Regions from separate parts of the Homo sapiens genome. Here region 1 is linked to region 2. The links are chromatin loops, found by intact Hi-C in ENCODE. Cell type or tissue: heart right ventricle. All regions are shown on one strand.

Region 1 (8,000 bases), 150 kb before region 2:
GGTGTGATATTATATCTCACTGTGGTTTTGATTTGCATGTTTCCAACGATTAGTCATGTTGAGCATTTTTCATATATCCATTGACTGTAAGTCTTCTTTGGAAAATGTCCATTCAGGACCTTTGCACATTTTTTAATCAGATTATTTATTTATTCATTTATTTGCTATTGAGTTGTGTGAGTTCTTTATATTTTTTGGATATTGACTCCTTATTGGATATATGGTTTTCAAATATTTTCTCCCATTCTATTGTTAGCTGCCTCTTCCTTTTTTTGATTGTTGTGCAGAAGCTTTTTAGTTTGATGTAGTCCCACTTGTTTATTTTTGCTTTTGTTGCTTGTGCTCTTGGTGTCATGGCCAAAAAAAAAAAAAAAAAAAAAAAAAAAAAAAAAAAATCATTGCTTCCAATACAAAGAGCTTTTTGGCCATGTTTTCTGTTAGGAATTTTATGGTCTTAGATCTTATATGTAATTCTTAAATTTATTTCAAGTTAATTTTTGAATATGTTATAAAACAAGGATCCACTTTTATTATTTTGCATGTAGATATTCAATTTTCCCAACATCATTTGTTAAAGAGAGTTTCCTTTCCCCATTGCATGTTCTTGGTGCTTTTGTCAAAAATTAGTTGACTATTTATTTGCATGGGTTTATTTATGGGCATATTATTCTGTTCCATTGGTCTATGTGTTCAGTTTTATGCACGTACTATCCTGTTTTCACTACTATAGCTTTGTAACATAGTTTGAAATCAGCAACTGTCTCCAGCTTTGTTCTTTCTCAAAATTGTTTTGGCTATTCAGGGTCTTTTTTGTTTCCATGTTAATTTTAGAATTGTTTTTTCTACTTATGTGAAAAATGTCATTGGAATTGTGATAAAAATTGCACTGAAAGCCCTTTAATAACCTTCTTTTATTTTTTTAAAATAAAATTTAAGCTTTTTTTTTTTTGAGACAGGGTGTTGCTCTTTGGCCCAGGCTGAAGGGAGTACAGTGGTACCACCGTAGTTCACCGCAGCCTGCAATTCGTGGATTCAGGCCACCTTCCCACCTCAGCCTCTTGAGTAGCTGGGACTACAGGTACATACATCTACACCTAGCTGTTTATTTTATTTTTTGTAGAGAAAGGGTTTTACTATGTTGCCCAGGCTGGTCTCAAACTCCTGGCTTCAAGCGATCCTCCTGCCTTGGCCTCTCAAAGTGTTGGGATTACAGGCATGAGCCACCATTATCAGGGAGTTTTATGAAGCAGAGAATGGAGGAAGGTTGATTTTCATCAAAAAATTGGAGCATATCACAGTCTTCCGTTTTAGTTAAAAAAAAAAGTCACCTATAAGAAAAATTAAAGCTAAAACTATATTCTGGAGCCATGTTAATAGCTGATATGGTAAATTGCTGCAAATAGCAGTTCCTTTGTAAAAGCCAGAGAAGTTAGAGGAAAATACAGATAAAATAATAGCATTTGGGTTTCTTTCAATATGTATGGCTTAAGGCTCTTGAGCTTTCCTTTGATAAGAATCAGGTCCACAGCTGCTGCTTTTGTTAATGCCGTAATTTTGTAGTGAACTCATAATTTACTGGTTACCCGCTGTATGCAAGGCACTGTGGGATGCATATGTCAAAGAGCGTGCCCACATTTCTTCAGCAACCAGCCACTGTGATCAGCACTCTGCTGGATGTTTTCTTCCTTCTTTTTTTTTTTCTTTATTTTGAGACAGACTTTCACTCCTGTTGCCCAGGCTGGAGTGCAGTGGCACGATCTCAGCTCACTACAACCTCCACCTCCTGGGTTCAAGCGATTACCCTGCCTCAGCCTCCCGAGTAGCTGGGATTACAGGCATGTGCCACCATGCCCTGCTAATTTTTGTATTTTTAGTAGAGACGGGGTTTCACCATGTTGGCCAGACTGGTCTCGACCTCCTGACCTCAGGTGATCTGCCTGCCTCAGCCTCCCAAAGTGCTGGGATTACAGGTGTGAGCCACTGTGCCCAGCCAAATACTAAGTTAATTTTAATCAGCCCCCAATACTGACATAGCACCTAAACTTGGCAATTTACGGCCCAGTTAAGGTTTAGCTTTGTCTTGTTAAAAGAAAAACTTCAGCAGAATTAAATTTAAAGGCGTTTAACTGAGCAATGACCTCACGAAACAGGCAGCCCCCAGAATCACAGCAGATTCAGATAGGCTCCAGCACAGCCACGTGGTGGAAGAAGATTTATAGACAAAAAAAGGGAAGTGACATAGCAAAATCGGAAGTGAGGTTCAGAAACAACGGGATTGAGTACAGCTCAATAAGGTGTTTGACTTATTTGAATACAGTTTGAACACTAGGCAGTGTGTGAGTGGTTGGAGCACGGCTGCTGTGATTGGTCAAGACTCAATGATTGTTACAGGCAAATACTCCTAAGTTAGATTTTCAGTCTTGTCTACTTATTACATTAGGTTGCAGTTCATCTACAAGGACTCAAATATGGAAGTACAGAGTCCTTCTCAGGTCGTATTTAGTTTGCTTTAACAGTCTATTCTCTTATACATGCCTTGCACTGTGGGTTATTAATTTGGGTTAATTGTATGGCCAAGGTGGCTGGTCATGATGAGTCTGATGAGGAGGAATTTTACCCATTTAACAGTTGAGGAAAGTGAGGCTCAGAAACTCAGAAAGGTTTTTACTTTTTTAGGTTTGCCTAAAAATGGTATGACTTTGACTTAGGCAGAATTTAAATCCAGATCTATTTGGCTCCAAAGCCTTCGCCGTGGTCTGGGTCTGAGTATTTGTGGTCCCCGCAAAATTCCTATGTTGAAACCTAATTCCCAGGGTGACAGTATTAGGTGGTGGGGCCTTCGGGAAGTGATTAGGGCATGAAGGCAGAGTCCTCATTAATGAGATTAGGGTCCTTATAAAAGAGGCCTCAGTGGGCTCCCTTAACGTTTCACCATGTGAGGACACAGCTAGAAGGTGCCACCCCGAGCCTGAAAGTAGGCCCTCACCAGACACTGAATCTGCTCCACTTTGGTCTTGGACTTCTCAACCTCCAGAACCGTGAGAAAGAAATTTCTGTTATTTAAAAGGTACCCAGTTTATGGTATTTTATGACAGCAGCCCAGATGGACAAAGGCAGCCTTTTCTCATTTCAGCTCACTACGAGATCTCTTTAACAAAGAAATAAATTTGTTAACATGTTTTCCTATGTAGAATAATATGTTTTATATTTGTTTAAAGAAATGTTTAGTGGGCTCCATCTCCCTACCCTGCAGCCAACCCTGTTTCTCCCCCTGCTGCCGTACTGCAAAAGTAAACAGGATCCTCTGAGGTTCTGTCGAGACAGTAGCCACAAGCCACATGTGGTCTATTGAGCCCTGGAAATGCATGTAGCTCGAATTGAGATATGCTGTAAAATGCTCACAGGATTTCAAAAACTTGCTAAGAAAAAGAGAACGTAAAATATCTCATTCATAAAGTTTGTATATCGATTATGTGTTGAAATGATAATACTATGGTTCTATGAGGCAAAATAAAACAAGAATTCAAATTCATTTCATCTGTTCCTTTTTCCTTGTTTGATAGAATGACTAGAAAGTTTAAAATAATCCATGCTGCTCACATTCTATTCCAAAGGATAGCTCTTCTCTAAGGCACAGGCTGTACTTAGAGCTTCTCCTTTGTTGCTTTCTTCATAGATTAAGTTGCTATTATTGGGAGTTTAGGGAGGATTTGCGAGAAGGAGGGCTGACAGCTTCTTAGCAGGCCTGGTGTTAGACGAGACCCTAATGCTGAGGACTTAACTAGGCTAATCCGCTTGAGCTGGAATTTAGTGCCCTCTGTCATTAATAGAGTTAAGCTCTTTAGCGAGCTTTGGCCTTTGAAAACACTACCTGTCTTTTTGGATTGTATCTTAAGGAATGTAAGAAAGGAGTGGGTGCGCAATAGTCAAAGAACAAAACAAAACATATTCTCACTCTGTTTTGTCAAAGGATAGTGCAAGTTCGATGTTTCTAAATTTGTCTTGAGTTTACCTGGGTGGCAGGCCAAGAGCTATTTCATTGCTTGCCTTCATTTATAAAGGAAATGCCTATGACTGTGTGACCATAGTCCTCTCTTTTTATACTACAGTTGAAAGAGATGGAAAAGTACATTTGCTTTGGAGAGGCTGAGAGACAGAAAGAAGCCCTGCAGGGAATATCACATTACCTCTTCCAGCTGGGAAAAAGACAGCTGGCCCAAGATGGGATTTCAGCCCTGTTGTTAAATAAGCAAACAATCTAATCATGCCATAGAATAATAATAAAATGAAAGTGGAGAGACAAATCCAGGTCAACTCCCCACATTCAGCAGCTGCAGATACAGAGGCCCAGGGAGGCTGGGCCAGTTGAGGTCACTGAACTCCACTACAGGGGTAGCCGATATCTCTAAGTGGTAGAGTTGGGACACAGCTTCACAGATAATTAGTTCAGGGCTCTCAAACTGCTAAGTACATTAGAATCACCTGGAGAGTGTTAAAATCCCCATGCCCAAAACCGTCCTCCAGACCAGTGAAGTCATCAGTGGTTGGAAAGTTTCCCAGGTGATTCCAAATTGCAGCCAAGTTTGAGAACCACTGATCTAGGTCACTCCCCTTGTTTCTGCAGATACTGGGACCTAAAGAAGATGAGAGAATTTTGCTCAAGTTCCTAGAGCTAGTAAGTGTCTGAGCGGGGACAAACCTTTTCTTTTCTGACTCTCAATTTTGTCCTTTCCTTTCTCTGCTTTCTCAGTTCACTATTTTTTTAATTTGAGACAGAGTTTAGCTTTTGTCGCCCAGGCTGGAGTGCAATGGCGTAGTCTCGGCTCACTGCAACCTCCACCTCCCAGGTTCAAACGATTCTCCTGCGTCAGTCTCCCATGTAGCTGAGATTACAGGCACCTGCCACCATGCGCAGCTGATTTTTGTATTTTTAATAGATACAGGGTTTCACCATGTTGGCCAGGCTGGTCTCGAACTCCTGACCTCAGGAGACCCACCTGCCTTGGCCTCCCAAAGCACTGGGATTACAGGCGTGAGCCACTGCGCCTGGCCTCAGTTCACTATTCATACATGACATCACTTTGCCTTCCTCAGATATGTCCTTATTTCAGATCTTTGCAGAGGCATCTCCTTCTCATTAGCATCTCGGCTTCCATGCAACATTTCTTGAGAGAGGGTGCCCTGACCACCCATACCACCTCCCATATCAGAGCATCACTGTTTTTCTTTTGGGCACTTATCTCTGTCCAACATCATCCCATGTGTTGTCTGCTTTCCCCATTAGACCACATCTTGTTGGCCAGGGTCACAGTTCTCTTGCCAGCTCCTGCAATTGTCCCTGGCCTGTTGTAGTGGTCAGTAAATATTTGTGAAATAAAAGAATGTTGAATGGATTTTTAATAGTGACATTCTCCTAGATGGTTGTCTTCTAAGGGTATAATTTCAAGGGAAGTATACTTCCTATTATGTAAGTTGGAGAAAATATTATTTAATTTTGGGAAACATATTTTCCAGCTCAACTCTTCCAAATCACATCTGTTCCATCATGTGAGGCTCATCTGGGTGGACAATTTGAATTTACTTCAGCTGAAAAACTCCTAGGCTATTTAAAGGGACAACATTTTATCATGATCCAAAAATGGACTTTGATTAGACAATGGAGTGTGATTGGAATAAGAAAGTGCCATGTGACTAAATGGAAACATTTGCTGCCAGTGAAAATCAAATTATAATTGCTCTTCTTGCAGTTGGATGAATTAACAATGTGGCAATTAAAGAAAGCTTTCCAGGTGAATAATATTACATACATAAATTAACCAGGGCTGCAGGCTACACAATGATGGCCTTCAGTGTATTTGTGGGCCCTCATATTCATGAATTCTATAAAATGGCATAAAGGGACCCTAGGAATACTCAGAGGCCACAGCCAATTCTCAAATGTATTAATGGAAAGCTACAATAAACATGACCCCCATCCCATTCAATGGGGTGAATATATGTGGGGTTTAGAGCCTGGTTACTCAAAAGTGTTCTTCCTAGAGCAGCAGCATCAGCATCACCTTGAAGCCTTTTACACAGACAAAATTTCTGAGACCACGCTCCTGGCCTACTGAGCCAGAACATGCGCTTTAACAAGATCCCCAAGGGAATTCATATGCACGCACATTTGAGAAGAATCAGTCTAGATTTAGACTCTAGATCTCTGGACAAGTAGTTCTCAGTTGAAGATGGGGCACGATTTTGTCCCCAAGTGACACTTGACTGGAGACCTTTGATCATCACAACTGGGAATGGGCATGAAAGAGGGTGGAGGGTAGATGTTACTGGCATCTAGTAGGTAGAGGCCAGTGATGCTGCTCAATATCCTGCAATACACAAGACAGTCCCCCACCATAAAAGAATTACGCAGCATAAAAAGCCGGCCATACTGAGGCTGAAAACCCCTGCTCTAGACCAATAGACTCTGTTGTTTTAAATACTAACATTATGGGCAAAACCCAGTGGCTCAAGTCTGTAATCCCAGCACTTTGGGAGGCCAAAGTGGGAGGATCACTTGAGGCCAAGAATTTGAGACCAGCCTGGGCAACATAGCAAGACCCTGTCTCTACAAAAAAATTAAAAATCAGCTAGGTGTGGTGGCACACACCTGTAGTCCTGACTACTTGAGAGGCTGACGCGGGAGGATGACTTGAGCCAGTAGTTCCAGGCTGCAGTAAGCCAAGATCGCTCCATTGCACTCCAGCCTGGGCAACAGAGTGACAGCCTATCTCTATTAAGCAAATTATAGACTATAAGCATTGGCCAATGAGAACTAACTGCAGTATCCATAAAACTGAAACTTGAAAGATGAAATAATTTGAAAATCAGTAATAACTCAATAGCCATGCACATAACTGATGAGTGGCAAAAAAGAAAATCTATCTTGAGAAGCTAAGGATTTAATAGCAAAGATTTTTTTCTTTCTTTCTTCTTTTTTTTTTTTTTTTTTTTTTTTTGAGATGAGGTCTCACTCTGTCTCCCAGGCTGGAGTGCAGTGGTGTGATCATAGCTCACTGCAGACTTGAACTCCTGGGCTCAAGTGAAATTCTTCTGCCTTAGCCTTCTGAGTAGCTGGGACTAAAGGCATGAGCCATCACACCCAGCTGCAAAGATTTTTTTAAAAATAAACTAAACCCACTGTCATCAACCTCACCCTACTCGTCTCCTCCTGTCCTCTCTGCACCTTGCTCTGGTCAAAACATTGCTTCCTGCTTCCTGTAAACCTCCATGCCTTTGTGCAGTGTTTTCTCTGCCTGGAATGTCCTTTCCCCTCTCCTTCATCTGGCATATTTCTACCTCTTATAGCCCCAAAATGTCACTGGCTGCTGCTCTTCTGAGCACTGCCCCTTTCCCTCCTGGCCTCATTCCTCCCCTTTCAGCCTCCAGCATCTCTCACTATTGCACACACATTCCTGGGTGTCCATGTCTGTCCGTACCTGCCCTTTGCTTAAGAGCCTACCCTGGGGGAATTACCAGGACTGAATCCCACTCCAGAGTCTCTGTTCATTGGGCTGGGTGAGGCCTGGGCATTTGTATTTTCAAGCACCTAAGCCAGCGTTAAGAACCATTGTTCTCAGACAGAGGCCAGTCTCCTCAACTCAGGGAACTCTGAGGCTGCCCTAACCAGAGTCTCTATTTCAGAATCATTTCTCACCCTCAGCATCTTGACCTCTTTACTTCCTAGCCATATTCCCAAATGCTCCATTCACACACAAAACCAAAAGAACAACTGCAATAATTTTCCTTAATAACTTAAGTCTATTTGTTTAAATTTTGGAAAAGACAGGGAATGATGAAGCTGAAATTGATTCACCACTAATCCCAGAGCCAAGGGGTAACCACTGGCATATTTTAGTATTTCCTATCAGTACTGTCCTGGGGCATAGTCATCCATAAAGTCACACCCTGTCCTGCAGATGTGCCTCTCTTCATATGACTACTCCTCCTTGGAATGTCTGCCC
Region 2 (8,000 bases):
TACAAAAATTAGCTGGGCGTGGTGGCAGGCGACTGTCGTCCCAGCTACTCAGGAGGCTGAGGCAGGAGAATCGCTTGAACCTGGGAGGCAGAGCTTGCAGTGAGCCGAGATCGCATCACTGCTCTCCAGCCAGGCAACGGACGGGACTCTCTCTCAAAAAAGAATAAAAAAATAAATAAATAAAAAGAGAAAGATAATGTTACAGGACAGGGGTCCTGATCTAAACCTGAAGGGAAGGTTCTCGGATCTTGCGCAAGAAAGAATTCAGGGCGAGTCCATAGTGCAAAATAGAGGCAAGTTTATTAAGAACATAAAGTGGCGCAAGAATAGCTACTCCATAGACAGAGTAGGATGCTCCTGAAAGTAAGAGGAGGAACGCGCCCACCCTGGGTACAGTGCTGGTATACATGGGAAGATGTGCTCTGCTACAGGGTTTGTGATAAAGGAATAATTTTCTTAATTACTATATTAAGATAACATTGCAAAAATCAATGTTATCTTTAAAGCAAAATTAGGAATGCCTTTGTTCTCCAGATATCGGGATATCTGGACACTCCCAAGTCTGGATCTGTTTTTTAAACATTATTAATTTGTTCCCTTAACTGGAAACACCCGGAGGCTCGGAATGCCTAATTTTCTGGGAATGCAGCCCAGCAAGTCCCAGCCTCATTTTCCTAGCCCTCACCAAAGACGGAGTCGCTCTGGTTCAAACGCCTCTGACAGTAATACTCATTCTAAGGTGTAGCAACATAAAGTATCTATGACTAGTTCTAAAGATTTTTTAGAGCCACCTAGCAAATAAGATGCGGTTGTCCAAATTTGTTACTTTACTTAATTTATCTAGAACATTTTAGAAAAATTAAATGGCTTAATTGAATGTGGCTGGTATCACTAGGCTGCATTTGACGCCCTTGAATACTTGCTCTGTGGCTCTCCCCTCCCTTGGCTTTTGCAACACTGTCCTCTCCATTTTCTTATTGGTTTCCTCAGTGGTACTTTCTCCTTCTCGGCCCCATGGATTGGTTTCTTTTCAAAGTTTTCTGTCCTTGAGCTTGATCTTGTAGATTTCCTATGTGTTCTGTTTGGGCATTCTCATCCTTCTCTTTATGGCTCCAAAATGTGTGCCTCTAGCTCTGGCCTCTCTGAAGTTTCACAGTTTGTGTATATTTGGATGACTCACAGGAATCTTAAACCCGTATTTTCAAGACTGTATTTATTTTCTTTCTACCAACCATGCAACCACTGACCACCTATTTTACTTCTTGTATTTCTGTCTTGGTGGAAGGCACCAAGATCATTTTCTCTCCTTGTATTGTTACAGCTCTAATTCATGACTTAATTCTATATTGTATTCAGATACAGAATTCGTTGTTGGGAAGGACTGGGGAAACAGCTGTAACATTTGCCACCCTCAGAAGCTGCTGGTCCTGTGTCACACCACCTTAGCCTCTTGATCGAGGAAGGTAAAGAATTACTTTCACTGATTTTTATCTAATTTCTTTGCCTTTTGTTTCTGCTGCCTTCACATTGTCTTCTACAGATAGTTATTTTCTAAACCTGCATTTGTGTACATTAGAATGCAAACTAAGTTCTTTTCAAAGGGCACAACAGTTCAACTTCGTCTCCTCCCAGCCCTGCTCTTCTGGTTTATTTTTTGTTGCTTGAACAAAAGACAAACTTTTTGGTGCTTGGTCAATCTGTGTGGTGCCATAACTTCTAAAGCTCCATCCCTACTCCCACTCCCCTACACCATCTTCACTTGTCCTCAGCCTTTTAAGATCACAAAAAATTGCCATTTGATCCAAGAAGATTTCTCAGAAAATGCCAGAACTAGTCTCTACCTTTTACTGTACTCTTCCTGAAGCACCATTAACACTTGATTAATACTTACCTTTAGGTTATATGATCAATTTGAGTTAACTTTTTGTATGGTGTAAGGAAGGGTTACAACTTTTGCTTGTTAGTTATTTCAGTACCATTTGTTGAAAAGACTGTTCTTTCCCCATTAAATTTTCTCACCACCCCATTGAAATTCAGTTGTCCATAATATAAGGATTTATTTCTGGATTCTTAAATTGACTCCATTGATCTATCTGTCTGTCCTTTTGCCAGTACCACACCATCTTAATTACTTTTCCTTTATAGTAAATTTTAAAATTAAGACATATAAGTCATCCAAGTTTGTTCTTTTTCAAGATTGTTTGGCTGTTCTGGGTGCTTTTAATATCCATGTGAATTTTAAAATCAGCTTACTTATTTCTGTCTAAAAGCCAGCTTTTATACAGCTGAGATCTTTTTTAAGCTAACCTTAGATTTAATGAACTAGTTATTTAGGTCCAAAAGAAAAGGCTGGGCATGGTGGCCCACGCCTGTAATCCCAGCACTTTGGGAGGCCAAGGTGGGCGGATCACAAGGTCAAGAGATCGAGACCATCCTGGCCAACATGGTGAAACCCCATCTTTACTAAAAATACAAAAATTAGCTGGGCGTGATTGAGCACGCCTGTAGTCTCAGCTACTCGGGAGGCTGAGGCAGGAGAATCACTTGAACCCGGAGGCGAAGGTTGTAGTGAGCCGAGATCGCGCCACTGCACTCCAGCCTGGGTGACAGAGTGAGACTCGGTCTCAAAAAAAAAAAAAAAAAAAAAGAACTCAAATATTGTTGAGGTAGCAAATATTCTATCATCTGAAACCTCAGTGGTAAACACAATACCCAAATTTAACATATTTTTGTTACTTGTTAAATACATGCGTGTAAATATATTCACTTAAGTAAACTAAGTGGACAAAATTAGATAAGTCTTTTTTCATATCCAACTTATTTAACTTGATACACTTTCCAGCTTTCAACATAATTGCAAATTTTTATAATCTTGTAAGATAATGTTATGTAATTCAACTTGTCAGTATTATTCTAGTGCTATTAGCTATATTAATTACATAAAGACATTGATGTAAGGGGACTCAAAAATTCATAGGTTTGGGTAGAAAATGAGAACTAGACAGTGATTTCATCACTATAAATTTAGTTGTTACTTAGCGTCCCCTGAGGCTAATGTATGGCAGATCCCTGTAGCCATAAATTGCATTCTGGGCTTTAAGGGATTAAAATATAATTCAAATCCTTCAATAAAATCATACCATTCACACCATTACCTTTGAAAATAAATACTTGGAATTCTAGTACATACCTTAGATCTTGTTTGTACATGCCATTCAATTTATTATAATGCTTTAAAAAAGATATTGATGCAGGATTCTTGCTCCTTAGTTCAGCTAAATCCAGGTTCTTGTCTCATGACCAGAAAAAAATTAGGCATGTGGACACATTGAAGGATGAGGAGGGCGGAATTTATTAAGCAAAAGGAAAGCTCAGCAAAGAGAGGGGTCCTGCAGGCAGGTTTCTACCTCACAAATTGAATACCAGGGCCACCACACAGGAGCTGAAGAGTGCAGACTTCTCCTCTGCATGAGGCACAAATTCCTGGTGGCTCCACCCTAGGGCATTATTCAGAAAGAATCAGTCAGGAAACGGTGGGCAAACTGGGACAGACTTTCTCCCTCTGGGTCACGGGTTTCAACCTGGACCAGCAGTCCAGTCTTTCAGCCTTCAGGTTGCTTTAGGCTTGAAGGTGAGGTTTCACCGGGGACTCTACCCTATCTGCCTAGGTATTTGTCTGCCTCCAGCCTCTATCAATATGGTACTACAAATAGAAGGAAGAAAAAAAAGTCAAATCACACCTTAGGAAATTACAGCCTAGTAGCATCAGTAAAAATGGTACTGTTAGTCATGTCATGAAATAGACGTAAAATTGAAGGTTGATTTTCTTTTTTTTTTTGAGATGAGGTCTGGCTTCGTGGCCCAGGCCGGAGTGCAGTGGCATGATCTTAACTTATCGCACTTTTCATCTCCTGGTCTCAAGTCATCCTCCCACTTGATTCCGCCTCTTGAGTAGCTGGTACTACAAGTGTGTGCCACCATACCTGGCTAACTTTTGTAGTTTTTGTAGAGACAGGGCTTCGTCATGTTTCCCAGGCTGGTCTCAAACTTCTGAGCTCAAGTGATCCATTTGTCCTGGCCTCCCAAAGTCCTGGGATTACAGTTGTGAGCCACCATGCTGGCCTGTTTTTCAATTATTGATTGCTTTCAAGTTGGAAAGTGCATTGTGAAACACTCAAAGATGTTGCTGGGATTATTTAGTTCTTTTGATACTATATAAATAAATGACAGAGTAACACCATAGTTATATGATTGGAACTCAAGAAATATTAAATGATAGGATTGAAAAGAGTTATATGAGTCATTTGTCCAGAATTTATAAAATTTTTTTCTGTATCCCAATGGAATAAATTTAAACTATGTATATTCTCTGAAATAGTCTTCCAGTTTGCCCAACATGCTTGCTCTCCTGACTAGATATTAGCTAAAAATTAACAAAACAGTCTTTTCTCCTGTTACTGTGTGGTAAAGATGTAAAACCCTTTTTGCCAGCAGGGCTGCCCTCTACTGGACTATTTAAGGTATTCAGTGAGCAGGTCAATATGACTATTTTACAAGAAGGTAACACAGTGGGTATAAATGTAAACATCCCATATCCCAAACAAACTGAAGTTCCCTGAATAGTTAAAAAAAAAAAGCCCTTTAATAAACTTTTACCATTAAAACAATTATGGTCGGCTGGGCGCGGTGGCTCACGCCTGTAATCCCAGTACTTTGGGAGGCCGAGGCGGGCGGATCACCTGAGGTCAGGAGTTCGAGACCAGCCTCAACATGGAGAAACCCCGTCTCTACTAAAAATACAAAATTAGCCGGGCGTGATGGTGCATGCCTGTAATCCCAGCTACTCGGGAGTCTGAGGCAGGAGAATTGCTTGAACCTGGGAGGCGGAGGTTGCAGTGAGCCGAGATCGCACCATTGCACTCCAGCCTGGGCAACAAGAGCGAAACTCCATCTCAAAAAACAAAACAAAACAAAACAAAAAACAATTATGGTCATTTTGAGAACTGGTAGTGAAGTTTATATGGTCTTAGTCTCCATTTCAACCTTGGAGGCAGATCTGTGGCAATGAGAATAGTAATGTATAGGAACGGTGGGTCTGCTCTGATGTCAGTCTTTTATGATGATTTGTATATTAATACAAATCACGTTTTTGTGAGTCCATTCATGCTGTGGATGTTTTCTTAGGCATTAGCATAGGTCATAGTGGACACATACTGAATAGGTCATATCTGTTAAGGCTCTTGCTACAAAGCATCAAAACTTTTCAGAACTATTTCCTCTGTGAAAATTCATTTTAAGTAGCAAGTTGTTTTTTTCTGTGGTTCATTCCCATGCCTGAGATTTGCAGTAATGTAGAACTAGTTTACCATCACTGCTGAAACACTCATAGAAGGTTCCAAATTCCTGGTCCAGGGAAAGAGCAAAAGCCTGACTCACATAAATAAACAACTGAGGTTGCAAGTTTAAGGAACTTTTTTGATGAAGTCAAGGAGTCTTTGGATGGTTCGAGTTCACTCTACTGCCTGCTTCTTTGTTTTCATAATAGGAACATGTCCCACAGCCTTTAGTAGGATGTCAGAATTTTCTTGATGTTGCCAGCAGGATCCTGTGTCCCAGGAAACTACAGTGGAATAAGGGGGGTCTGAGGTGCTTGCTTTGGGGAGACCTCTAGAGTAAGTCCTTTGCTGCCAGCAGCAGTTAAGGGAGGTAGCTGTGACATTGTCTTCAGCTTCTGCCATCTTGTTAGGTCCCAGGTGAGATTTTGAAAAGGATTGTTCAGGGGTGGTAAGAGCTCAAACAGGCCTGCCTCAGCCTCATGATAAGCCACTGCATCTGGCTAATTTTTTTATATATGTTTTTTGAGACAGGGTCTTGCTTTGTTGCCCAAGCTGGAGTGCAGTGGCAGGATCACAGCTCATTGCAGCCTCGATCTCCCTAGGCTGAGGTGATCCTCCCATCTCAGTCTCCCGAGTAGCAGGGACTACAAGTGTGCACCACCACACCCTGCTAATTTTTCTCTTTTTTGTAGAGATGAGGTTTTACTATATTGCCCCGGCTGGTCTTGAACTGCTGGGCTCAAGCAATCCGCCTGCCTTGGCCTCCCAAAGTGCTGGGATTACAGGCATGAGCCACCATGTCTGGCCATGATATTATTTTTAATTCAAAAACAAACATGCAAAATTAAATTTTAGTGAGAGAACTTAGTTGGATAACATCTTTCTTCTGGGTTATTAGGGTATGTTTATTCTTTGCAACTCTGATGTTCTAGGTGTAGCAAGACCGTTTGTTTTCATTTTGCCATTTTCCTGTACAGAAAGCTTTAATGTCTCCCCATGACCTTTATGGCAAAAACCAAATTCCCTCGACCAGTCTTTGGATTACTACACAATACATTGTCAAAGAAAATAGCCTGGAATGGTGAACAGAGCCTGAGGCTCAGTTGGGAGTCCTGACTTCTCATCAGCTGTGCATGAGCAAATTTGGAGGTGTTCCTTAACTTGTAAAATCGATTTGGATTTTTGGTATTTTAAGCATGATTTCCTTTAGTTCTTTTTTTTTTTTTCCAGAGTGCTAGAATTCAGTCTTTTAGTTCTTTGAACATATTTATAATAGCTGCTTTGCTGTCTTGTCTACTAAGTCTGACATCTGGGCCTTCAAGGACAATTTCTGCTGCCTGCTTTTCCCTTCTTTCTGTGTGTCATACTTTTCTGTTTATTTGCATGCCTCATGATTTTGTGTTGTAAACTGGGCATTTTAGATAGTATTTTGTAGCAACTCGGAATACTGATTTTCCCTCCCCTCTTCCAGGGCTGCTGCTTGTTGTGTTGTTTCCTTATTTGTTAACTGACTTGGCTGAGCTATTACACTGAGGTTTGTTTATTCTGCACAGTGTACCCTCAGATGTTTCTCCTCAAGAGGGTACACTTGGGCACGCACATAGTCACCCTGGACTGCCCTTCTTGAGAGATGATAGCCGATTTTCAGCAGGGCTTTCTTTAACTCTCAGATCTCCTTGTTAAGCTTCTGCTTTCATTGGTATCACCACCCAGCAACTATTCTTCACTAATTGCTAACTGATTGCTTTATTGTTTTGGACAAAGCTTTGGGCCATAAATTTCCCCACTTGTGATCCAGTTAAATTAAGATGCCCTTTGTATAGGGGTTGTGTTTGATGGCAGTCTTTGAGGCTTGTCATGTCAAAAAGGAGGATTCTTAGGTATCTCTTTCCCTGGTTCTCTGTGAAACTTCTACAGTAGTTGGTTAGTCTTTCACTTGCTGCTGTCACAGAACTACCAGCCTCATTTTTTTTTTTTTTTTAGATGGAATCTTGCTCTGTTGCTGGGCTGGAGTGCAGTGGCGCTATCTCTGCTCACTGCAATCTCCGCCTCCCAGGTTCAAGCGATTCTCCTGCCTCAGCCTCCCGAGTAGCTGGGACTACAGGCGTGTACCATCACGCCCAGCTAATTTTTGTATTTTTAGTAGAGACGGGGTTTCACTGTGTTGGCCAGGATGGTCTCGATCTCCTGATTTTGTGTTCTGTCCTCCCTGGCCTCCCAAAGTACTGGGCAGCCTCATCATAATTGCTTACCACCAATGTCTGTGTTGTTTTTGACAGTGCCATTAGGCATGAACTTTTCCATTCTTTGTTCTAAATATAGTCGGTCTTAGAAATTGCTAAGGGGCTCTGTGTTCTTACAGCCTGCTTCTCCAGCCTGTGCAGAACCTTTGTGCCATTGTTCTGGAGCTGGGGCTGGGGACAGCAGCTTGATTTTCTTATAGTTATATCTGTTCTGTGAGTGGTCTACTAGGCCATCAATGTACCCATCAGTCTTCTCTGTTTGGAGCTTCTTGGCCTGCATGGAACCTCTGCTTTACAAGAGGTGAGGCAAAGATGATCTGTGCTTGGTGTCCTTGGCCTGATGCATCTGGGGTAGAGCTTCTGCCCTAAGAATGGGGACTGGATGAAAGAGAAAGGATTCTTCAGTTCTCTCATCTATCTA

The links. Hi-C counts contacts between places; a loop is a spot of excess contacts. Peaks named below come from ENCODE experiments on the same cell type or tissue, not always from the same donor. Only the 100,000 strongest peaks of a DNase experiment are listed, where the experiment ranks them.
Region 1: a loop joins it to region 2, with 2.5 times the contacts of the local background. A loop is called at or near these places in 3 of 110 quality-filtered maps.

Annotation. Positions count from the first base shown.
Region 1 is chr2:222,749,197-222,757,196 of GRCh38, forward strand. LOC105373903 (a long non-coding RNA gene) reads left to right here. Exons shown (of 4, transcript XR_001739904.2): 2 at 957-1,078. Among named protein-coding and RNA genes, the nearest start is that of MOGAT1, 82 kb to the left of the region's middle. In heart right ventricle, no CTCF peak of the experiment used is centred here; a DNase peak (open chromatin) is centred at 4,375; H3K27ac peaks cover 1,938 bases.
Region 2 is chr2:222,899,318-222,907,317 of GRCh38, forward strand. It overlaps ACSL3 (acyl-CoA synthetase long chain family member 3), which reads left to right. Exons shown (of 17, transcript NM_004457.5): 3 at 1,357-1,463. It also overlaps the pseudogene ATG12P2. Among named protein-coding and RNA genes, the nearest start is that of ACSL3-AS1, 16 kb to the right of the region's middle. RefSeq lists enhancers at 6,812-7,384, 7,385-7,956. In heart right ventricle, a CTCF peak has its summit at 4,509 (motif pointing left); no DNase peak of the experiment used is centred here; H3K27ac peaks cover 335 bases.